Regions from separate parts of the Homo sapiens genome. Here all the other regions are linked to region 4. Evidence: chromatin loops called from intact Hi-C (ENCODE). Cell type or tissue: mammary epithelial cell. All regions are shown on one strand.

The links. A loop is a pair of places that touch in the nucleus more often than their neighbours do. Peaks named below come from ENCODE experiments on the same cell type or tissue, not always from the same donor. Only the 100,000 strongest peaks of a DNase experiment are listed, where the experiment ranks them.
Region 1: a loop joins it to region 4, with 18 times the contacts of the local background. A loop is called at or near these places in 32 of 110 quality-filtered maps.
Region 2: a loop joins it to region 4, with 33 times the contacts of the local background. A loop is called at or near these places in 27 of 110 quality-filtered maps.
Region 3: a loop joins it to region 4, with 19 times the contacts of the local background. A loop is called at or near these places in 6 of 110 quality-filtered maps.
Region 5: a loop joins it to region 4, with 4 times the contacts of the local background. A loop is called at or near these places in 6 of 110 quality-filtered maps.

Annotation. Positions count from the first base shown.
Region 1 is chrX:101,284,536-101,289,535 of GRCh38, forward strand. TAF7L (TATA-box binding protein associated factor 7 like) reads right to left here. Exons shown (of 13, transcript NM_001168474.2): 2 at 2,943-3,010; 3 at 2,040-2,118. The coding sequence starts at 3,008. Among named protein-coding and RNA genes, the nearest start is that of TAF7L, 4.3 kb to the right of the region's middle. In mammary epithelial cell, a CTCF peak has its summit at 3,078 (motif pointing left); no DNase peak of the experiment used is centred here.
Region 2 is chrX:101,204,684-101,209,683 of GRCh38, forward strand. No RefSeq gene overlaps it. Among named protein-coding and RNA genes, the nearest start is that of DRP2, 13 kb to the right of the region's middle. In mammary epithelial cell, a CTCF peak has its summit at 1,992; no DNase peak of the experiment used is centred here.
Region 3 is chrX:101,095,638-101,100,637 of GRCh38, forward strand. TMEM35A (transmembrane protein 35A) reads left to right here. Exons shown (of 2, transcript NM_021637.3): 2 at 1-730. It overlaps CENPI (centromere protein I), which reads left to right and starts at 2,567. Exons shown (of 22, transcript NM_001386188.2): 1 at 2,567-2,611; 2 at 2,807-2,902. RefSeq lists an enhancer at 2,271-2,330. In mammary epithelial cell, no CTCF peak of the experiment used is centred here; a DNase peak (open chromatin) is centred at 2,434; H3K4me3 peaks cover 1,116 bases; H3K27ac peaks cover 1,423 bases.
Region 4 is chrX:100,893,534-100,898,533 of GRCh38, forward strand. It overlaps a transcript of XKRX not described here. Among named protein-coding and RNA genes, the nearest start is that of NOX1, 22 kb to the left of the region's middle. RefSeq lists an enhancer at 1,860-2,361. In mammary epithelial cell, a CTCF peak has its summit at 2,024 (motif pointing right); a DNase peak (open chromatin) is centred at 2,388; H3K27ac peaks cover 1,458 bases.
Region 5 is chrX:100,991,711-100,996,710 of GRCh38, forward strand. It overlaps a transcript of TRMT2B not described here. Among named protein-coding and RNA genes, the nearest start is that of ARL13A, 25 kb to the left of the region's middle. In mammary epithelial cell, no CTCF peak of the experiment used is centred here; DNase peaks (open chromatin) are centred at 2,891 and 3,971; H3K27ac peaks cover 2,147 bases.

The DNA.
Region 1 (5,000 bases), 390 kb after region 4:
TGCATTTTTAGTAGAGACGGGGTTTCGCCATGTTGGCCAGGCTGGTCTGGAACTCCTGACCTCAAGTGATCCGCCCGCCTCAGCCTCCCAAAGAGCTGGGATTACAGGCATGAGCCATCACACCCAGCCTGTTTTATTTGAATTTTCTAACTATGAACTTATATTATCTTTTTTAAAAAATGTCAGTAAGTGTTAACTAACTGGTGAGATTATGAGCCACTTTTTGTTTTCTCCTTTATATGCTTCTCTGTATTAAAAAAAAAAACTAGCAAAATTTATTTATTTTTGGTTGTGTGTTTTTTAGGCAGATAAACTTGTGTGGAAACATTTATTTATTTATTTACTTATTTACTTATTTATTTACACATGCTCTTGGTGCAAATGGCCTCTAGATTCATCCATGGTGTCCCAAATGACAGAATTTTGTTCTTTTTAAAAGGCTGAGTAGTATAGCATTGTGTATACGTATCACATTTACACTTAGGTTGATTCCATATCTTGGCTATTGTGAATAATGCTACAATGAATATGGGAGTGCAGAGAGATATGCCTTCAACATGTTGATATCAATTCCTTCTGTGAATATATTCACAGAAGTGGGGTTGCTGGATCACATGGTTGTTCTATTTTTAGTTTTCTGAGGAACCTCCATACCATTTAAAAAAAATAATGGCTGTAGGCCAGGCACAGTAGCTCACGCCTGTAATCCCAGCACTTTGGGAGGCTGAGGTGGGTGGATCACTCGAGGTCAGGAGTTCAAGACCAGCCTGGTCAACATGGTGAAACCCCATCTCTACCAAAAATACAAAAAAATTAGCCAGGTGTGGTGGCGCATGCCTGTAGTCCCAGCTACTCGGAAGGCTGAGGCAGGAGAATTGCTTGAACCCAGGAGGTGGAGGTTCCAGTGAGCCAAGATCGCGCCACTGCACTCCAGCCTGGGTGACACAGCAAGACTCCATCTCAAAAAAAAAAAAAAAAAAAAAAGGCTGTATTAATTTACATTACCACCAATAGGGTACAAAGTTTCCCTTTTCTCCTCATCCTCATTAACAGTTGTTATTGTTCTTTTTTTTTTTTTAATAAAAGCCATTCTAACAGGTATGAGGTGATATCTCGCTGTTGTTTTAATTTGCATTCCCCTAATGATTAGTGATGCTGAGCATTTTTTCATGAACCTTTTGGCTACTTGTATGTCTTCTTTTGAGAAATATCTGTTCAGATCCTTTGCCCATTTTAAAATCAGGTTATTTGTTTTCTTGCTATTGAGTTGTTTGAGTTCCTTATATATTTGGATATTAACCACTTTATTGGATGTACAATTTGCCAATATAACAAATATTATTTAAAAGAAAAATATATGTCACTGGCCAGGCACGGTGGCTCACGCCTGTAATCCCAGCACTTTGGGAGGCCAAGGCAGGCGGATCACAAGGTCAGGAGTTTGAGACTAGCCTGACCAACATGGTGAAACCACGTCTCTACTAAAAATACAAAACTTAGCCGGGCATGGTGGCATGTGCCTGTAATCCCAGCTACTTGGGAGGCTGAGGCAGAAGAATCACTTGAACCCAGGAGGTAGAGGTTGCAGTGAACCAAGATTGCGCCACTGCACTCCAGCCTGGGCGACAGAGCGAGACTCCATCTCAAAAAAAAAAAAAAAGAAAGAAAGAAAGAAAGAAAGAAAGAAATACATGTCACCTTTATAAACAAAGAATGGCATATCCATTTGTCATTCCCTTGGATGTTCAGAAATCATAAAGTTTATATATGGGAGGCTACCAGCAGTATAAAAACCCCACAGTTGACCCCCAAGTTTCCTTAAACACACTATGATAATCACTCAACTCAAGGTGCAATATTCCTACTTCCTTTCCTCTTAAAAGAAGAGGACTTAAGCCTCTCTAAAGCATGAGTCCATCAAGTCAGAGACCATATTCTATCATTTTTCACATCCTTAGTACCAAGTACAGTGTATGGCACATAGCAATCCCTTAATAAATTATTGTTCAATGTATAGTGAATGGATATTAACTACTTACGCAATAAGTCAATTTTTAGTTTATCCTTCATCTTGACACTTTGAGAACGTGCTAGGTTCCTGACAGTACAAGCATGTTCCTAAAAAGGAGGTAAATTGAAAAATCAGAAGAACTAAACATCTACTTGGCAGCTAACAGAATAGATATATCAAAGAAAGCCCTCCCTTAAATAAAACTTTACACCTCCCAAATGTTACTAACAAGACCATGTACCATGAGATACTGTGCACTGTATAAGTCAAGTTAGGATGAAGCTGACTCTAAACTCATAATTGTCTCTTAGTAGCTACAGTTAATGCTTTCTCCTAGCTCTACAATCCTGCCTCTCACTGCTACCCTTCTGTTGTAGTTGCTAAAGAAAGGCTTACCTAGTTGCAGTTTGCTTGGTATATTAAGTAACCCTAATTAGGGAAATAGGTTTCTGAACCCCATCCTTAATATAGCTGCCTAGACTAAGTAATTGCTTGAATACAGGTATCAGTGTGGGGGAAGAGAGCCAAATACTTGTTGAGATGAGCTTTAAAAGTCTTGCATGGTGGTGAATAATGCTGGCCCTTCTCACTGCCCCTTTTGAGGTGACAGAAAGGATTTCAGAGGAGCCGTATCTTGGCTGTCCAGGGAACAGGCTGTTAGTATTGGTGGTAAGTGAATGGGTCCATCATTGTCACAGCTGTTTTGCCAGGAAATCAACCTGCATGATAGGTGGTATTGTACAGGAGGAAAAAATGCTGCCAAAAAAGTACACGCTATGATAGGACTGCTTAACAGAACATGATTCCTGGGAAACAAATGTTCTGAGTTTTTATAGCCTACCTGAAATAGAAATGTCAGAATCCAAGTAGAACTATAATTATAATTAAACTATAATTATGAAGATATTTGTTCTGAGATACAAGTTCTTACCAGAGGCAGACGCAATATAAACTGGTTCTCAACTTCATCAGGAACTTCATCCTGGCTTTCACTCATGTCTTGATTTTGAGTTCATGAAAGCAAAAAGAAAACCATCACTAAAAACTCCTCTTGCTCCCTCTCCTGACCACTTCTGGTAGTACTGGCTAAATTATACAAGATCTTGCCCATAATCCTCACTAGAATGATGTGTGTACAGTTAGACAATACCTTATTTGACATAACTTAATTATTTCTAGACGTTACCTTAGCTCCTCTCCAATATGTGTAGATTTTCCAAAGTCAATCCAAATTACATGATGTAATTTGATGAACAAATGAAATAAGAGCTGTTATGAAACATGATTTCGTCTTCTTAATCATATTCTTAGACTCTCAGGTAAAAGACTACAATTCAACAACACGTTGGTGGCTACCTAAGCAAACTAACCTCTGTAGGGAAGAATGCAAACCAAAAGCTGAAATTCGCCTAGAAACCACTTGCATAAATGTTCTGTGATGATTTGAAGTAAACAAGGGCTTGATTTTCAATATTTCACCTACATTAATGGATTAGTAGAAATTAAGCAGTCCATGGGAGACCAGGCAGTTTTTTATGACTCTAGAGCCAGCAACAACAGCTTTGAGCTACCCTGGGGAAAAGTTAGGAGTCCAGTTCTTTTTTTTTTTTTTCAAGACAGAGTCTCGCTCTGTCGCCCAGGCTGGAGTGCAGTGGTGCGATCTCGGCTCACTGCAACCTCCGCCTCCCAGGTTCAAGCCATTCTCCTGCCTCAGTCTCCCAAGTAGTTGGGACTACAGGCATGCACCACCACACCTGGCTAATTTTTGTATTTTTTAGTAGAGACAGGATTTCACCATGTCGGCTAGGCTGGTCTTAAGCTCCTGACCCCAAGTGATCCGCCCACCTCAGCCTCCCAAAGTGCTGGGATTACAGGCCTGAGCCACCGCGCCCAGCATGGAATCCAGTTCTTTTTTTTTTTTTGAGACGGAGTCTCTTTTTTTTTTCTTTTTGAGATGGAGTTTTATGGAGAACATAAAATCTGATTTGATTTATTCGTTACTACCCTTTCATTCATTACTACCCTTTATTGTGTGCATTCTGTATGCCCAGTACTACATTGAGTGCATTAGGTCTATCATTTCATATAATCCTCACAATCACCACTTACTTCGAATGCCCCCAAAAGCTATTTAAAAGAACTCCTAAGATGGATCTTTTTATTTAAAATATATATATATACCTTTGGTGAAGTGAATACTTTCTTCCAAGTTAATCTTTTTTTGACAAATTATAATCATATATAATTATGGGGTACACAATGATGTTATGATATAGTGTGAAATGACTGAATCAATCTAATGAGCACATCCATCACCTTAAATACTTATCAGTTATTCCCCCTAACTGCAACTTTCATTTTTTTTAATTTTAAAAGCCAAATTTGGAAGTGGGAGATTGTATACCAACTTTAGTGGCATTAATGTTAATAAGTTGTGATAATATCCCACTACTATTGGACCAGCCTAACTGAAATTTTCTGTTCTTTGATCAACATCTCCTCAATGCCCCTCCCGCTACTCCAGCCTGTAATAACCAACACTACTCTCTGCTTCTATGAGTTCAATTATTTTAGATTCCACATATAAGTGAGAATATGTGATTTTTGTCTTTTTCTGCCTGGCTTATTTCACTTAATATAATATCCTCCAGATTCATCCACGTTGTTGCAAATGACAGAATTTCCTTCTTTTTAAAGGCTGAATAGTATTCAGCTGGGTACACATACCACATATTTATCCATTCACTTGTTGGATACCTAGATTGATTTCATAACTTAGCTATTGTAATGCTGCAGTGAACATGTGTGTGCGGATATTTCTTTGACACACTGATCTCAAGTTTTTAGGATATACATCTAGACGTGGGATTGCTGGATCCCAAGTTTTTATTTTATTATTTTTTATTGTTTTCATTATTTGTTTTTCAATTTTATGTTCTTACAATGAACCAAGACTTTATTTCTAATCTTATTTTCCATGTATTTGGGA
Region 2 (5,000 bases), 310 kb after region 4:
ATGTTAATGATTACTTAAGTGGAAGAGAAAGGCCTTAGTGGTTGGCAGGGGGATTCTGGGCTGCTGGAGATGTTCTTTTTCATGACCTGGGTGCTGGTTACATGGCTGTTTGATTCCTGGTAAACCATTGAGTTATATATTTGTGTGCTCACTTTTCAGTATGTGTTATTCTTTACAATATAAAAGGTTAAAAGGCCGGGCACAGTGGCTCACATCTGTAATCCCAGCACTTTGGGAGCCTGAGGTTGGGGGGTCACTTGAGCTCAGGCGTTTGAGACAAGCCTGGCCAACATAGTGAGACCTCGTCTCTACTAAAAATACAAAAAGTTATCCGGGTGTGTGGCACATGCATGTAATCCCAGCTACTCAGGAAGCTGAGGCACAAGAATCGCTTGAACCTGGGAGGTGGAGGTTGCAGTGGGCCAAGATCATGCCACTGCACTCCAGCATGGGTGACAGAGTGAGACTCTGTCTCCAAAAAAACAAAAACAAAAGCAAAAAAACCCAAAGCTTTGAAAAAGTACAATGCTTTGTTGTTTTCAACCCTCTGTTGCTATTCTGGTAATCGTCACTGTTTCTCAAAGATTGTCAATAGAGAATCAGTAGTTTCATCTTTAAGTTCTTTTAGGTCTTATTCAAAGTCCAGCTAGGTAAAGAGAAATTACTCTTGGTGTTCCAAAAAGGGAATTTAATAAAAAGAATTAGTTGGCCAGGCGCAGTGGCTCACGACTGTAATCCCAGCATTCTGGGAGGCCGAGGCAGGCAGATCACCTAAGATCGGGAATTCGAGACCAGCCTGACCAACATCGTGAAACCCCATCTCTACTAAAAATACAAAAACTAGCTGGGCGTGGTGGCATGCACCTGTAATTCCAGCTACTCGGGAGGCTGAGGCAGGAGAATCGCTTGAACCCGGGAGGCGGAGGTTGCAGTGAGCTGAGATTGTGCCACTGCACTCCAGCCCGGGTGACAAAGTGAGACACTGTCTCAAAAAAAAAAAAAAAAAAAGTTACTGGCTGGGCACGATGGTTTACCTGTAATCCTAGCATTTTGGGACAGAGGCAGAAGGATTGCCTAAGGCCAGGAGTTTGACACCAGACTAGGCAACATAGCAAGACCCCGTCTCTGCAAAAACATTTTTAAAAATTAGCCAGGAGTGGTGGTGCATGCCTGTAGTCCCAGCTACTCGGGAGGCTGAGGTGGGAGGATAGCTTGAGCCCAGGGGTTTGAGGCTGCAGTGAGCTGTGATCATGCCATTGCACTCCAGCCTGGGTGACAGAGGGAGACCCAAACTCTTAAAATAATTGGTTACATATTGGGTACAATGTATACTGCTTGGGTGACGGGTGCACTGAAATCCCAGAATTCACCATTAAATAACTCATCCATGTAACCAAAAACTATTGAAATAAAATTAGTTACAGAGATTTCGGATACATGGCATAGTAAAAGGGAGTGGGACAAAAGGAAGAAGAGTGATACCCAAAAATCAGAAACTAATAGTCCTGAGGTAGAGCCCACAAGCTTGTAACTTTTGTTGCACTGTTAGAGACATTATCACAATCAGTCTAGATCTACCCAAGTATTACCACCTTGATTAGGGCTGAAAATACTATTGCTATCACTACAACTCCTGCCAGCAACTGACACCCATTAGAGCCAAAAGCACTAAAAAGTTATAATTGGTAAGCATCTCTAAAATTGATAATAATGGTCACTACCTCTTTGTGTTGTTGAAATTAAATGTGTTAATGTATGTGAAGTGTTTAGAATGGATGCTGACCCATAGAAGACAAAATAAATGTTAGTTACTGTTATTGTTACACGGCTAATCTTTTAAAAAGTATTTATTGAATACTTATTATTTGCCAGAAACTGCGCTAGATGCCTAGGGTTGTCATGAGAATGAATTCAGAGAATGCATGTAGAGCAATCAGCACAGTACCCCCGTATGGAAATAAGCAGAAGCCAAGAGATATATTGAGTAGAGAATGCACCCTGCTGGTTGGTAGGGGTAAGGAAGGGGAAAAGATCATTTTTTTAAAAAGTCAGACATGAGTCAGTGGCATGATCTTGGCTTACTGCAACCTCTGCCTCCCAGGTTCAAGTGATTCTCTTGACTCAGCCTCCTGAGTGACTGGGATTACAGGTGCCCACCACCATGCCCAGCTAATTTTATTTATTTATTTATTTATTTATTTATTTTTAGTAGAGATGGGGTTTCACCGTGTTGGCCAGGCTGATCTTGAACTCCTGGTCTCAAGCAATTCCCCCACCTCAGCTTCCCAAAGTGCTAGAATTACAGTCGTGAACCCCTGTGCCCAGCCTCCCATTACATTTCTTTTCTTTTCTTTTTTGAGACAGAGCCTTGCTTTGTCACCCAGGCTGGAGTGCAGTAGCTCAATCTCGGCACACTGCACCCTCCATCTTCCAGGTTCAAGCGATCCTCCTGCCTCAGCCTCCCGAGTAGCTGGGCCTACAGGCGCATACCAACACGCCCAGCTGATTTTTGTATTTTTAGTAGAAATGTGGTCTCACCATATTGGCCAGGCTGGTCTCGAACTCCTGACCTCAAGTGATCCGCCTGCCTCGGCCTCCTAAAGTGCTGGGATTACAGGTGTGAGCCACCGTGCCTAGCCCTCCCATTGCATTTCTAATGTCATAAGTAAATCAAGAATGGAGGAGGAAGAATATGATATCCTCAGGGAAAGATATTTTAGCTAGTGATACTGTTGTAAACCCTGGCAAGAAACCCCTCACTAGCCTCACAGAGCAAAGCTTACATCAGAGAAAAATCCATCGCCAACAATCTGTCACGTGGTACCTCTTCTTAGTTCTATTTTCTCATTATGTCTTAATAGATCTTATCTCTAAAAAAATACTAATTCCAATACAAATGTTAGGATCAGTCCTAACACTTGAATATTCATTCAGCAACTATTTATTGATCTTATACTATGTGTATTAGTGTGCTCAGGCTGCCATAACAAAATACCACAGACTGGGTGGCTTAAACAACAAAATTTATTTCCACACAGTTCTGGAGGCTGGAAAGTCCAAAATCAGGGTGCTGGCCAATTTTGTTCCTAGTGAAGTCTATTTTCCTGGCTTTTCCAGAGAGCTAGGTTTTTTTTAAGCAACATACTACTATTTCTTAGTGTTTTTCAAACCTGCCACCTTTTAGTACCCACTACCACTACCCTAGATGTGGTTCTGATTTCTTATCTAGACCCGTGCTAGAGCCTCCTAAATAGTCTCCTTATCTCTGCCAATCAAACGTCCATACTCCTGCCAGAGTTCTCTGTAAACGTGAATTGGATTGTGTTTCATCTGCTTAGAACGCCTCATTGCCTAAAAAAGAAAGTTTAATTCCCTTAACATGGCATTCAATGTGCTTCACAAATCTGCCCCACTCTACCTTGTTCCGGTTTCTTTGGCATCACTCTCACTGCTCTGATGGCCTTCCCTGTAGCCCCACTAGACTATTAACTTTCCTGAACTTGAATATGAGAACAATGCACTTGCATACCTCTGCACACTTGCTCATGCTGTTTGCTCAGCCTGGAATGCTCTTCTCTGCCTAGTGACTGGCAGATATCAGCCCCTCTTGCAAGTCTCACAGACGCTATCCCCTTTTGAGGTCAGAATTAATTTCTCAGTTCCTGCGCTATCAGGCTGAGGTTTTCCAAGAGCAGGAAACAGTGATAAAAAGCAGTAGTAATAGTAATAGCAGTAGCTGCAAGCTTTCAGTAAGAGGATATCTTTTGGCTAGCTTGGACAGAAGAAAAGACTAGACAACGTGGGTGCTTGGTTCATCTCTGTGGGAGTCAGGAAGTATAATCAGATTCACATGGGTGAAAGAGGCTGTCTTTTTGCTTTCAAGATGAACTACACCTAACCCATCCCACACTATCAAAGGAGAACTCTTTGAGCATGTCTTGCAGAAAAGAAAAATAATCATAGAAAAGTACTTGCCTCTGCCTCATACCTCCCCCTCACTGTGAGCCTTCTTACCCTAAGTGGGAGGTGTGTGGAACTCTGAGGAATCTGGAGAGTGTACCGATACATGGGTTCATAGCTTGTTGATGCTTAGGGTTCATTCTGCTCAGTCTGCCATTGTCCTGCTTCTCTCACAATTAGATTGTTCACAAATGGTTGTTCACCAGCCCACTGTTTCTGAGGTTCAGCCCATTGAGAGCAGCAAACAAAAACAAAACCTTCAAATGGCAAAGGGATTTGAGAGAAAACAGCAGAGCTGATACAGGAATGGCTGATGGTGTTAACCCACTGTGTATATGTCCTTGGGATCCCTGGAAGGACCAGAAATATTTCAGTGGGTTAGTTACTGTTTAAAGACAATGGAATACCAGTCCAACGAGAGACCAGTGCAGCAAAGAATATAAACAGAGAATTTTATACAGTTCTGGCTGCAATCCTATAACAAACAGAAGTACTCACACATGGTTTTATGTCAGTTTGTGAATTGAGTTCAAGAGGCCCTAAATCTAAGTGCTGTATGTAAAATAAAAGCAATTAGTGCAGCTGTTACATTGTATTCTCCAATCTGGAATTAAGTTATGGGCAGAAACTACAGAATATTTTTCCCACTTCAATTTAATCACAGTTTGGAAGCTTATTTGTTGCTTCTTTTGTATCCCTTACAATGTTTGGCACTGCTGTGCACAGAATAGACACTAAATAAACATGAAAGCCAGGAATGAGGTTAAAGATCCCTGCTTGATAGTCATTAGTATAGTCAAAACAGAGTCTCACTGTCACTTCCCACCCTCCCTACATTGCTTTTGAGCCTTGCCCCAGCAGGAGACCCCCAAGACCCTCAAGGTAGTCCTAAATTAATCCTCTCAATAGGCTCATCAGTAGGCTTTTCTCTCTGACATCATTTCCTTTTTTTTTTTTTTTTTTGAGACAAAGTCTTGTTCTGTCACCCAGGCTGGGGTGCAGTGGCATGATCTCGGCTCACTGCAACCTCCACCCCCACC
Region 3 (5,000 bases), 200 kb after region 4:
TTAAAACAAGGGATGCATGCAGTCAAATTGATAGTTTAATTCTTCAAGTGATAATATAGGAAGTTTCACCTTGCCTTTGTCCAAGCCCCACCTATTAAAACCCTTTACTCACAGTTTGAAACTGAAGCAGTAAACTTGTTTCCAGACATCTTTTTCAGATTGTCTTAAGCCCAAAGTTGCCTCACTTCCACTATTCTCAGCAGCCAACCAGGATTTGGCAGCTGCTCCACTGTTACGGTTGAGGGAACAGGGATCAGTCCTGTTAGAAGTCTGTGAGCCTCAAACTCTACCTGTTCTCTGCAATCATCCAAAATTTGAAAAAGAAGCTATATCCAGTGTTTCACTGCCAAACAGATTCACTACTCTTACTGATTCTTCACTGAGCTTTGCTAGTATAAGCAGAGTTCCAAGTCTCCCCTAGGGTTGTCTCTACATTTCTTTATCATTCCAGTGGGTAGGGTTTAGCTGGGGGAAGGACATTTCATAAGGGTTAGTTGGACTGAGCAGTATGGACATTTGCTTTTTTCATTACGTACTGTTGTTTTTCCTTGTTAGGTGTGCTTTGGTGGTTTTAATATTATTGTGCCAGGGATGGGGAAATGGGGGGGGTTGTGTGGGAAGAGTACTTATTATTGTGTTTTCTTCAGTGTAATTGTTCTTGGTAATTGATACCTCTCTGTTTTATTTCTCTCATTCTTTCAAAATAAAACTTTTTGAAATTTGGAGGAAACTGTCTGGACAAATACTGAAAATCTGGAAAGTAAGGATCATATCAAAGGATTTAGCCTCTCTTTTTCTGAGTCTGGCTGAAGGAGGAGAGGAAAGAGAAGAGGGAGTTTAATCACTTAATATGCTAATAAGGTTGCCAACTTTCCAATTTCCTTTTTTTCTTTTTCTTATTTTTTTTTTGAGACATGGTCTTGCTCTGTTGCCCAGGCTGTAGTGCAGTGGTGGGATCACAGCTCACTGCAGCCTCAATCTACCAGGTTCAAGTGATCCTCCCACCTCAGCCTCCCGAATAGCTGGGACTACAGGCATACGCCACCATGCCCGGCTAATTTTTTATTTTTTGTAGAGACGGGATTTTGCCATGGTGCCCAGTCTGGCCTCGGACCCCTGGGCTCAAGCAGTCTGCTTGGCCCGGCCTTCCAAAGTGCTGAGATTACAGGTATGAGCCACCTCGCCTGGCCCAACTTTCCAATTTTATTTACGCTCCCCCACACTTTTGTGATGTTAGCATGCAAGACAGAAAGCCACATAATTAGGATCTCAATACAATGTCCAGGTTTTAGGAGTTTTGCTTAATTAGGTGATGCCAAGGGAAGTTAGAAAAATGATTTCGGAGAAAATTGAAGGTGTATCAAAGGTGAATCACTATCTTTCACTACATATATATATCTCTCCACAAAGTGGTACAAGTTGCACTGCCACAGACCTGTCACATTAGGCAAGATATTTCACCACTCAGGGCTCCAGTTTAATCATCTACAAAAAGAAGAATGTTGAAACCTTAAATTTCCTTCCAATTTACATTTCTTTGAGCCTATGAAACATGATTAAAAACATGAAAAATGATTCAAGAAATTTTCAACTTTATTAAAGGACAACATCTATCAGAAAAAATTGAAGAGCCTCAGTTGTCATGCATGATTAAATAAGAGTTGGTGAAACTATTCTGAAAACCATATATGATGTGGTAAAGTTATTTTTGCTGTATCCTTTCCCAACTACATAAACTTAAACTTTGATTATTCATCTCTAAGACTGCAGTCCTCCCCGCCCCCCGCCAAGTTTACCTAAAGTTTATAGGTATGTTTTGGTCTCAACAACTCAGTGAGAGTCATTAAATTTATCTTTTCTCTCTTATTCCTACTCTAATAAGAGATTAAATTAGGGACTAAGCTGAGAGCTCAGACTAAACCCTTGTGGCTGTTTTCAAGGTCAATTAACTCCTCATGGTTAGGAATAGTTACATGTTGACAGCCGGTTTATAGAAAACCTTGGAGGATATCCATACCCATTGTCGGTAAAAGGAGGGCAGACCCAGCCTTTCTTTCCTCCCACGCCCTAGGTTCACACGGGGAAAGCGACAGGCCCTTTAACTTAAGTCTCGGCCAGGGAGAAGCCACCTTTATTGTGAAATTTGCGGTTTCACATTTTCCTACAAAGTCCCGACATCTGGGGTCAGCCTAGGCAAAATAATCACTATAATTGATCATGTTAAATTCAAGAACCGAGACACGAATTGTCCCGTTATACGCAAAATGACGAATGTGAACATTCTTATATTCTTAGCACAGTGGGAACGCCAGCCAATCAGCTGACTCCAGCAGCAACGGCCCACTCGCTGCTCTCCTCACAGGCCCAGGTGGGTGGGGCAAGCCGCTCTCCGTAATTGGTTCTACGCCAGCGTCGTCGCGCGCGCCACCTCCCGCCACCGAGCCTCCCGCCACCTCTAGCCAATCAGGCTTCAGCTGAGTGCGTTGCTCCGCCCAGCCGCCCCTCTGGGTCTGCGCGGAAGCGCATGCGTGGGGTGGAGTCAGCTTCTTTGAATTCCGGAGGCGGCATTCGGTGGTCAGAGGCCTGTGCGGCTGCAGGTAGAGTGTCTTAGGTGAGGAGGTACTTTTAAGCACCGCGCGAAATGGGGGCGAAGAGAATTTTTTTACTTTTGAGGGTGGGACTATCCTGCAAGGTGTGACTGCGGTCGGGTTTTCCGTAGCCAGTTTCGCACCAGGGATCCTTGGGAAGCGCTGGGATGGTTCAACTGGGTGGGGTCAGAAGCTGCTCCCCTGCCCTTCTTTCCTAGGAACCTAGGAAATAACTCGGAACCTGTAACGTCCCACTGGTTTGGACATATTCCTCTCCTGATCTGGCCTCATCTGTTCCAGGGAGGTGGGATTGAGTAAGTGTCATTCCGACTATTCCTTTAGTTTTTCCTATTTGCAGCCAAAAACTTAGAAGTCATTTTTGGTTCCTCTTCCCTTTTCCCTACATCCAATTCTTTTATCACGGCCTACTTTGTCTAACTCCAAAACATTGCACGAATCCAATCATTTTCCACCTCTACACCCTAGGCCTAGTGCAGGCTACAGTCAAACCTCTTCTGGACTTCTGCGACAGCCTTTTATTTGGTTTCTTGCCGCTCCTTGACCTCTAACATTCTCGTCTCTGCACTGCAGCTAACATGATCGTCAAACACAAATCAGGTGGTATTGCTCCCCTCTCTAACCTTTCCCCCTTCCCCTATGTTTTCCCATGACATTTAAAATCCAAACTCCTTACTCTGGCCTGCAAATCCCAATATGAACTTAGTCCCTGGCTACGTTCTGACTTCATCGCTCATTACCTTTTACCTCTTTCATTCCACTCCCTCCAGACTGATGTTACTACTGTTTCTTTTCTTTTCTCTTTTCTTTCTTTCTTTCTGTCTCTGTCTGTCTCTCTCTCTCTCCCTCCCTCCCTTTCTTTCTTTCTTTCCTTTCTTTCTTCTTTCTTTTGACAGAGTTGGGCCAGGCGTGGTGGCTCACGCCTGTAATCCCAGCACTTTGGGAGGCTGAGGCAGGTGTGGATCACTTGAGGTCAGGAGTTCGAGACCAGCCTGGCTAACATGGTGAAACCCAGTCTCTACTAAAATACAACAAATAGCCGGGTATGGTGGTGTGCGCCTGTAATTCCACCTACTTGGGAGGCTGAGACAGGAGAATTGCTTGAACCCGGGAGGCGGAGGTTGTGGTGAGCCGAGATAGAGATTGCGCCACTGCAGTCCAGCCTGGGTGACAGAGTGAGACTGTCTCAAAAAAAAAAAAAAAGAAACAATGTCTCACTATGTTGCCCTCAGCTTCCCAAAGTGCTGGGATTATAGGTGTGACCCACCTTGCCCAGCCAAGCTGCTGTTTCTTTAACACATAAAGCTCTTTTTGCTTTAAGGTCTTAGTCTTAGCATGTCTTCCTCTTCTCTCTCCATGAAATACTCTTCCACCAGATCTTCACAGGGCTGGTTCCTTCTTGGCATTCAAATCTCAGTTTAAAGGTCACCTCAGAGAGGTTTTCTCTGAACACTTATTACAAAGTTACAATGTAGCTTCCCATCTCCACTTCATTTCTATCACATCACTGTGTATTATATTCATTATTGTTTACTTTTCTTCCTTTTTTTTTTTTTTTTTTTTAGACAAAGTCTTGCTCTGTCACCCAGGCTGGAGTGCAGTGGCGCAATCACGGCTCTCTGCAGCCTCGACCCCCGGGGCTCAAGCTATTCTCCTGCCTCACCCTCCTGAGTAGATAGGACTACAGGCACGTGCGGCTATGCCTAGCTAATTTTTTAAATCTTAAGTAGAGACATTGTCTCACTGTGTTGCCCAGACTGGTCTTGAACTCCTAGGTTGAAGGGATCTTCCAGCCTCTGCCTCCCGAAGTGCTGTATTACAGGTGTGAACTACCATGTCCAGTCTTAGTTGTATACTTATTTATTGACTCTCACCTCCCCCTTCAGTGTAAGTGTCATGAGAGCAGAGATCTTGATTGTTTTATTATTTTATCCCTGGTAACTAGACTTGTGCTTGGCAAATAGATGACATTTAGTAATTATTTATTAAGTGAATAAATGGGAATATTTGTCTCCTGAAAATGCTTAGTCTGGCCACCAGTTTGGCTTTTGAACTGTGCAGCTTTAACTTAGCACTGACAAATTTAGGAGCATAAAGATTAAAAGCAAAATCAAGGAGAAGTGGGGAAAATAGGAGTGGAGAAAGTAAGATTGAGTTATTGAGATGGATTAGTTTTTTTGTTTGTTGTTTGAGACAGGGTCTCACTGTGTCACCCAGGCTGGAGTGCAGTAGTGCAATCTCTGCTCACTGCAGCCTTCACCTCCTGGGTTCAAGTGATTCTCCTGCCTCAGCCTCCCGAGTAGCTGGGATTACAGGTGTGTGCCACCATGCCCAACTAGTTTTTGTATTTTTTAGCAGAGACGGGGTTTCCTCATATTGGCCAGGCTGGTCTCA
Region 4 (5,000 bases):
GTGCAATAGCAAAGACATGGAACCAACCTAAGTGTCCACCAACAGTTGATTGGATAAAGAAAATGTGGTGGCGATACACCATGGAATACTACACAGTCACAATAAAGAACAAAATAATGTCATTTGCAGCAACATGGATGCAGCTGAAGGCCATTATCCTAAGTGAACCAACACAGAAGCAGAATATCAAATAGTGCATGTTCTCACTTACAAGGGGAAGCTAAACAAATGGCACACATGGACATAAAGATGGGGCAAATAGACTCTGGGGACTCCAAAGGAGGGAGAGTGGGAGAGGAGGAAGGGGTGAAAAATTACCTACTGGGTACAATGTTCAATATTTTGGTGATGTGTACACTAGAAGCCCAGTCCTCACCATTACACATTTAATTCCCATGTAACAAACATACACATGTACTACTTGAATCTAAAATAAAAATTTTTTAAAAAGTAGGCCGGGTGCGGTGGCTCATGCCTGTAATCCCAGCCCTTTGGGAGGCCGAGGCAGGCGGATCACAAGGTCAGGAGTTTGAGACCAGCCTGACCAACATGGTGAAACCCCATCTCTATTAAAAATACAAAAATTAGCCTAGCATGGTGGCGCATGCCTGTAATCCCAGCTACTCAGGAGGCTGTGGCAGGAGAATTGCTTGAACCCGGCAGGGGGAGGTTGTAGTGAGCCAAGATTGCGGCACTGCACTCCAGTCTGGGCAACAGAGCGAGACTCTGTCTCAAAATAATAATAATAAGTACGTGAGATAATTATATTTAAATTAGCTTGACTTGGTCATTTCACAATACATACAGATATCAAAACATCATGCTGTACACCATAAATATATACAATTTTGTCAATCATACCTTAATAAACCTGAGGGTGAAGAAGCACATGTTAATGTCATAAATTGCATCTTTAATATTTTGATATCTGCATTTGAATGCATTTATGTTTTTTTCAGCCTGTGGTGTAACCATAGCTCATTGCAGCCTCCACTCCCGGGGCTCAAGCGATGGCAGGGGAGTAATCAGCCTCCCAAGTAGATGGGACCACAGGTGCACAGCAACATGACCAGCTAATTTTTAAATGTTTTGTAGAGGCAGTGGGGAGGAGTGGGATGGGATGGGGGGCTGGTCTTCCAATGTTCTTCAGACTGGCTCAAACTCCTAGCCTCAAGCAATCCTGCCACCTCAGCCTCCCAAAGTGCTGTAACTACAGGCTTACACAATTGGTTTTGATTGTAATCCTATGTATTTTATTTTGGGTATTAAAAGCATGACTCTGAAATGGGTTCACCAGTTGGCCAAAGGGGACCATGGCAAAAATAAAGTATAAGAATTTCTGAGTTAGTGCAAGTTCAGACAGGAAAAAGTGAATATCCTGGGGTATAATTACTTCTGGGATGTAAACACCTGAGTAGGATCTTTCAAATAATAACTAATCACTCCTGAGTATGTATTCCTGATTAGAATAATTCGGATGTTAACTAACCACCCCCAGAGTGTGGATTAAAACTAATTAACAATGAATTGTAAAAATTGTTTATCAGTATGAATAAACATTACCGGTTTCTCCTCCACTTCAAAGTATATACTAAATCCACCCCTTCTTCCTACCTCCACTGTCCCCAGCCTAGGCTGGTATTTCAAAAGATCATTTCATAGACAGACACAATATTTTGTTAAATAATTAATTCATGAATCCAAAATGTCATAGGTTGTAAGACTCATCATTCTTTTCTGCACCCAGAAAGAAAATTTGCTGTTAATTAAATTATGACATATTATTAATGGTAAAATTCATCCTAATTTCAGAGGTGATTAAAAGTGAAAAAGATATGCATTTTAGAATAGATGAAATAAGGTATATCACACAGCTGGTACTGAAGCATTTTGAAGCAAATTATGAACAGTATACATTGCACATATACAGTATAGCATGGTAAGGAGTTTGGATTTGATTTTCTTCACACTTAGGTAAAGTCGACATTTCCGTTCTGAAGCCTGCTGACCTGCCACAAGATGGCGAGAGCTCCAAGGAGACACAGGGAGAGGCAGCAAATGGAAGTGAAGGCCAGCACCACAGGTGAAAGATCAACAACAAAAACAATGATGGGTCTGTCTTGCGGGGCCTCCATTGGGTCTATTTCAATGTTGGTAATAATGAATAGAAAGCAAGCACTTCAGAGAAGCAGAAAGATGAACATCTGATGTTCCATTCTGCCTTGTGTATACTGGGGTATACCCTCCAGACACAGGTTCATGGGCGAGATCACTTGGTTAGTGTAGACAGCTGACAATGTAGACTCATTAGCAATCAGGCTGTCAGGGCTGTTTAACATGTTTCAGAACCTTCCTCAGCCACAGGCAGCCAGGCAAACTTGAGAAGTGGCTCATAACAAGACAAGGCTTGCCACAAAGGGTTGCTCATTCCTGCTAGGCAACCCATTTGTTTTAAGCACAGGGTATGTAATAGGAAAAATAATAGGATGTGAGCTGTGGTGTATTTCTGTGGGATGAGTGGTGAGGGAGGTGAAGTCTCTCCCAGGCCATAAAACTCAGAGTTACCAATTTGGTCCACACTGGCTCTGTGGAAAGATATAAAAAGACCTGGATTCCCTCACACATTGCTGCTGGGAATGCAAAATTGTATAGCCCATTTGGAGGGGAACTTGTTAATACATAGAGCAATCTCACTTCCTGGAATCTATTCCAAAGACATACTGGAAAAAAATGCAGAATGACATATGCCCAGTGCTATTTATTGGCATTATTTATAATATTAAAAGACTGAAAAAACCCAATATAACCACATAATGGAGTAATACACAGTTGTAAAAAGGAAAATAATTCTCATATATTCACATGGAATGATCTCTGGATGTATGAAGTGAAAAAAATCAAGGTAAAGAACAGTTTTTATCATGTATCATCTTTGTGTACAAAAAGGGAAATACACACATACATGTGTGGTTATACATATATTTGCTTATATTTTTAAATAAGAAACATTAAAAGTATGAACCACAATCTTACAAAACTGGGGGAAGGAGGGAACAGGATGAAGTAATAGGAACGGAAGCTAAATTTCTCTGGATGTATCTTGTTAACTAGTTTCATCTTTGGAAGCATAATTAAAAATAAAATTAAGTGACCAGGCACAGCGGCTCACGCCTGTAATACCAGCATTTTAGGAGACTGTGGCAGGAGGATTGTTTGAGCCCGGGAGTTTGAGGCTGCAGTGAGCCGTGATTGTGCCACTGTACTCCAGCCTGGGAGACAGAGTGACACCCTATGTAAAAAAATTATTAGAAAAAATTTTTAATAATATTAACTCAAAGGGAAAATAAGAATCAATCCCAAAAAACTAAAAACAAACTGAAACAAATGAACTTCACTGTTTATCAAGTTGGTGGCATAATCATACAAATAGAATACCTTCAAATTACTTTAAAACAATATTTTGACCGTACATCCCTAATGATATATGATCTAAGGACAAAATGAAGCACAAAGAAATCTTAAACTGCTTTCCATAGTCTTAATGTTAATAGTAATATTGGTATTGTTATTTTTAAATTATTATTGGTTTGTTTAGAATTAAGCAAATAAGTATGAAGTTAATATACTTAGAAACAAAGATTGTCAGGGTAAGAGAAAAAAGACACAAGTACAAGATAAAGAAATTGGGTAAAACCCTGTACCATTAAATTTGAATTGGAAATAGCTTTATAAACTCATTATATTTTTCACATTTAAAAATATCTTTTTCGGCCAAATGCGGTGGCTCACACCTGTAATCCCAGCACTTTGAGAGGCCAAGGCAGGTGGACCACATGAGGTCAGGAGTTCAAGACTAGCCTGGCCAACATAGTGAAACCTGTCTCTACCAAAAAATACAAAAATTAGCTGGGTATAGTAGCATATGCCTGTAGTCCTGGCTACTCGGGAGGCTGAGGCAAGAGAATCGCTTGAACCGGGGAGGTGGAGGTTGCAGTGAGCTGAAATCACATTACTGCACTCCAGCCTGGGCAAAAAAAAAAAAATCCCACAAATATATATATGTGTGTGTGTGTGTGTGTGTGTGTGTGTGTGTGTGTGTGTGTGTGTTTCCTAGTTCTTTCTACCGAAAAGCCCAGAAGCAATGACAACTCAACAGCAAAAAAAAAAAAAAAAAAAAAGACCTTTAGCACCCAGCCTTTGGTCTTTCAATACCATTTCCCACTGAAGGAGTCAGAATCCTTTGGAGAAATTGCTATCCAGGTCGGGGTCAGTAAATGTATGAGATGAGCCTAGGACATCTTGCAGCAGAAAGCAAGGAAGCTATCAAAGATTACTGGGATTCTGTCAAAAAAACAAGGAACCACTTTGGAGGGGATTCTACTGGCCAATGATAAGACAATTTGTGCATAAAAATAATGAAGGGACATCTGGTTTTGGCTCAGGCATGTTACGAGTGGCAGTGCTGTCCTTACACAAAAATTAAAAGCCGAGGTCACTAAAAATGGTGGAGTAGATAATTCCAGGGTTCTGTCCTCCATAAAGGTAACTAATAAGCTGTCAAACTGTCAGAAGCAACTTTCACAATACTTTGGAATCTAGTCAACAATTTACACTAACCAAGGGAAAGCTTAATGAATAAAGAAGCTGCTACATTGTAATAACTGAAGACTCTGGCATTTAAAATTGCCTGTCTGCTGTCCTCACTCACCAGATCAGTGGCACCTATGAAAATGGCAGCCTACATTCTTGGTGCAAGTTGCTTTTGCCAGAGGAAACAATACAGACCTCTTCTCATTGTGGATGTGTATTTTGATCTGTCTGGTGACTCCCTGAAGGAAGGGTGCAAGGGCTTGCCTTTTTTTTTTTCAACTGACTTGAAATGTTCCAAGGTCTGGGGCAGCTTACTGGGAAGATTTGCCAAAAGCATTTCACAGCAGCCTTGGCAAGAGATAGCACTTAGGACAAGCAATAGACAGACTGAAAAGAATGGGAAGGAGGAG
Region 5 (5,000 bases), 98 kb after region 4:
CAACAACCCTTGGGGGTAAGCACTATACCTGACTGCATTTCACAGATGAGGAAACTAAGGGGCAGAAAAGTCAAATTTGCCCAAGGTCCCACTGCCTACAAAAAGCAGAGCAGGATGTTCTCACTCACATGTGGGAGCTTACAAAAAAAGTGGATCTCATGAAGATAGAGAATAGACTGGCAGTTTCCAGAGGACAGGAAAGTGCGGGGCGGTGGGGGTTGGGGCGGGAGATGAAGAGAGGCTGATTAATGGATACATATATACAGTTTGACAGATTGGTAGGGTGACTATAATCATCTATTGTATACTTCAAAATAGCTTGAAGAGAATAACTCAAATGTTCTAGCATAAAGGCAAATATTAAAGGTGATGGATATCCCAATTACACTGATTTGATCTTCATAAATTAGATGATGTATTATCATACATACCCACAAAATGTGTACATATATATCAATTTAGAAATTAAATTGAATTTTAAAATTTGGGGGTGAGGAAAAAAAAAAGCAGAGCAGGGAATTCAATCCCGATCTTTCTGACTCTAGAGCTACTTAAAGCCAGAAAGAAAGAGAAAGCTTTATTTAAGAAAAAATGCTGGCCGGGTGCAGTGGCTCATGCCTAGCACCTTGGGAGGCCAAGGCAGGTGGATCACTTGAGGTCAGGAGTTCAAGACTAGCCTGGCCAATATAGTGAAACCCCATCTCTACTAAAAATACAAAAATTAGCCGGGCATGGTGGCACGAGCCTGTAACACCAGCTACTTGGGAGGCTGCGGTCGGAGAATCGCTTGAACCCCAGAGGTGGAGGTTGCAGTGAGCCGAGATTGCACCACTGCACTCCAGCCTGGGCAACAGAGTAAGATTCGGTCTCAAAAAAAAAATGTTGAAGTATATCCATGCCCGTGTCAGGAGAATTAAGTTAATATCAATAAGCACACCAATAGTGGTAGCACACATTGTTGATTCAGCACTTCCATTTTGCCAGGTGCTGGGCTAAGTGCTTTATATATATAATTACCTTTCATCTTCAAAACCCTCTGAAGTTGATTCTACCACCACCATCTTACAGAGGCAGAAAATGATGTTCAGAGAGGTTAAATAATTTTTCCCTGGGGACCCTGGGACAGGAGGTGGCAGAAATGGTTTTCAAACTAAGGTCCTACTCCATAACCCTTGCTCTACCCTATACCATCTCACCAAGCAGTATAAATGAACTAACTCATAACTGCTTCTGAGGGATAGAAACTTTGTACAGAAAGATCCCTCTTACAACCCCATCTGGAAGGTCTGACACTGTAGATGGTTGCATCATTTGCTCTTATCTTCAAGGAAACCATCCCAAGCACCTTATAGGTCTTTGATAGGATTCTGACTGAGGCACAGCTTAGAATTATGAAGCTGAAAGGAACCTTACAGAGCCTCTGGTCCAACCCCTGTTGTTATAAAAATGAGGAACTTGAGGTGCAGAGAGGTTAAGTGGCTTGCCCAAGATGGTACAGCTGATGGCTGGCAGAGCTGCTCCTAAAAATCCAGATCTCATGTGCCCAAGCCAGTGCTCTACTCTGTTCAAAAATACTGTATCCTCCCTGGGTCTTCTTTGGCCTTTCAGCCCATCTACCTTCCTCCAATTTGCCTGATAAATATCGCTGGAGAATTCTGCTGACAATCATTCTCACCTGGGGATGCAACAAATCTCTCTCCTGAATAAGAGTTTTATGAGGCAGGAGACTACGAATCAACAAACCGTAAGAAAATTGGATCATGCACATTTTATAACATGTGTGTTTATGAGGCAGGCATACTTTCTCAGCCAATAGAGAAGAGAAAGTGGATGGGAAAAAGGGATGGGATTGTACCCTATGAAGGTGAGCTGGGTGAAGAATCTAAGTTGAACAACATCTAACACAACTGAATTTCAGTATATTGGCATACTTCCTTTTGTGCAATGTAGGTGTTCCTGGGTGTCAACCAAATTTTCCTACATAGAATCTATCAATCACAAAAAGTTATTTAGATACCCTCCTCCCAATACAATCAGTGTACCCTTAGTCATGTAAAGAAAAAAAATCTCTTTTTGAGTGAATCTTAATTGTGTTGCTACAGGCTGTTAATATACTTTCCAAACCTCTTACCAAGCTGGGTGACCAGGCAATTTCCCCCAGTGAAGGCAGGAATAACAGTGCCTACCTCAAAGGCCTGCTGTAAAGTTTAAAAGGGATGATACACACAAAAATGTTTAGAATAGTGCCTGGCACACCCTAAGTAGGATATTAAATATTAGCTACTATTATGTTGATTTAGGGAAGGAGCTCGGTGAGATCATTAGAAAGCTATAGTCCCCCTTCTGGGATAGGTATCCACTTTTCTGTAGAAAACAACCCAAAGAGAGATGTCTTAGACTGTCAAGTACAAAGTGAATAGAGAATCTAGGGTAATTACAACCAACGCCTCCCATATTTTTCTCTTTCAGAATCCTAAATCTGCCAAAGAGGTTTTACAAATCTCTTTCTCAGTGGGGCAGCCCAGGGACCAAGAAATGGATAGTTTCTTGAGCCTGGAGGGCAAATTTTCTTAAAGGCAAGTGGTTGCCTTGGGGTTTCTTTTCTTTAGTTGTCAATGTCTTGGTCACTCTCCAAGATGTTTAGAATGTAGCTCCCGTCAGAGGCACTTGCAGCTTATGAATGACCCTGGCCTATCATTCACTCATATGGCTCTGGGTATGTTTCTATCTTATCTTTCAGGGACAGACCTGGGCTTTCTGACTAGAGAATTCACTATGAATAGGTAGAGAGGTCCTTCTGCTCTGAATGGTTTTCAATTCCTGCACTCCAGTCCTCACTTGTCATTCATGTGTTAGGTCTACCTGCCAGTAGCACTCTGTCAGCAGGGTTGTTAAGCAATCTATGACCTCTGTAGGAAATGAGTCATATAGTTAGCACGCAGCAAAGGTTAAGAAAGAACAGTGATAATTCAGGGTTGGAGCATGGAAACCAGTAGTAGCTAAACTAGTTATAAATCCCCCAGAGATTCAAGTGTTGGGTGTTTGGGCCATACCAGTTGTGTTTTTATTTTTGTTTTAGTGGCAGGGTCTTGCTCTATCACCCAGATTGTAGCGCAGTGCCACAGTCATAGCTTGCTGCAACCTCGAACTCCTGGGCTTAAGCAATCCTCCCACCTTGGCATCCCAAAGTGCTGAGACTACAGGTGTGAGCCACTGTGCCCAGCCCCAGTTGTGTTTTGAATATTGTTCTTTCCTCTCAATAACATCTTCAAATCACTTATTTTCAAGGCAGTTGCTACTGGCAAGATGTAATAAGTGCACTCAACACAACATCACTCTTCTCAGGAGAATCCTGCCAACTAGTATTCTTAACCATAAGATGGCTATGACTGACTTAAGGGTCAAGCCTGGACTCACTGCTTTGTTACTCAACCCTGTAAACCCTTTATTGGAAGACCAAAACTTAAATTTCTGACATGAAAGTGTATAGAGAATGAGAACTGTCACCCAACTTTCCAATACTGAAACCATCCCCTCATCCCGCTGTATTTTTATAGCTGCAACTAAAAGAACTATAGCCATGGCACCCCTGATCTGTACCTTATTCCTTCAGCTGTAATAAAATGTTCTCCCACTCCCCTTGCCTTTTTTCTCATGTCAAGCTCTGGAGGAAACAATTGTTATCCCAGGAAGGAGAAGGTGGCAGATGCTTTCTGCTATTGGCACATAGATAATATCAGCTCAGGGGGAATGTACTTCCACCCCTGTGCCCAGTAAGTGCCAGGATCTGGTCCAGGGAGGCTGAGGTGGCTCTGCTGTTGGGTGGTGGGAGAGCAATGTTAACAAAGCACTCAGGCTGTGCTGTGCACTGATGACTCAGGAATCCCACGCGATCCCACGCTCATGCTAGTCGCCACATCCAGGAACTAAAATAGACCTCTGGTGCTATGAGACAGCAGGCCTTTAGATCTGCTCAGAAAAATAAGCCCGGTCCTAACAACTGGCATGCTATTCAATACAATGGAATGTTACACAGCCATTAAAGATGGCAATTATGTGCACTGTGTGGGTGGAAACCAGAATGTGAAATAATGTTAAGTGAAAACAGCAGAATAGGAAAGAGCAGATATACATGCTGATCCTAACTATGTAAAGCATACATATAAGAGCACTTCTCTAAAGAACTTAAAAGAATGAAGAGTTCCACAGTTCTTTTACATTCCACACCCCCTACTCCAACACATTCTTAATATACATTTTTTTTTTTTTAGAAAATTGTCATGCTGATTACACTAGGTTACAAAGACACCTGTCTTTTAGCTAACACAGGAGTTAACTCCACTGATAATGTGGTTCAGGGACTAAAGGAGAACTGAATACTAAGGGGGCTGGTGCCCCATCATTTGGAGCAACGTGGATGGAACTAGAGGTCATTATGTTAAATGAAATAAGCCAGGCACACAAAGACAAATATCGTATGTTCTCACTCATATTTGGGTGCTAACAAAGTTATCTCATGGAGGTAGAGAATAGAATGATAGATACCAGAGGCTGGGAAGGGTGGAGCGGGGAGCGGAGAAAGAGATGTCGGTTAATGAATACAAACATACAGTTATAATAGAAGGAATAAGTTCTAATGTCCAATAGCACAGTAGGGTGACTATAGTTAACAATCATTTATTGTATATTTCAAAACAGCTAGAAGAGTTTAAACATTCCCAACAAAGAAAAAATGTTTGAGGCAACAAATATCTCAATTACCCTGATCTGATCATTACACATTGTATGCATATATCGAAACATCACATGAAAAAATATGTGCAACTATTATGTATCAACAAAAATGGCCTGGATCGTTCCTCTTCCTCCCCTCGCCCCCTTATGTTCAGGGAACTTGCTCAAACACAATTACCATTTCAGGTTTGGCACTACAGTGAGAAATTCCTTCCTAACTCCAAGCCGACCAAATAAGTCTAAGATGGGAGATTAAGAAAATTTAC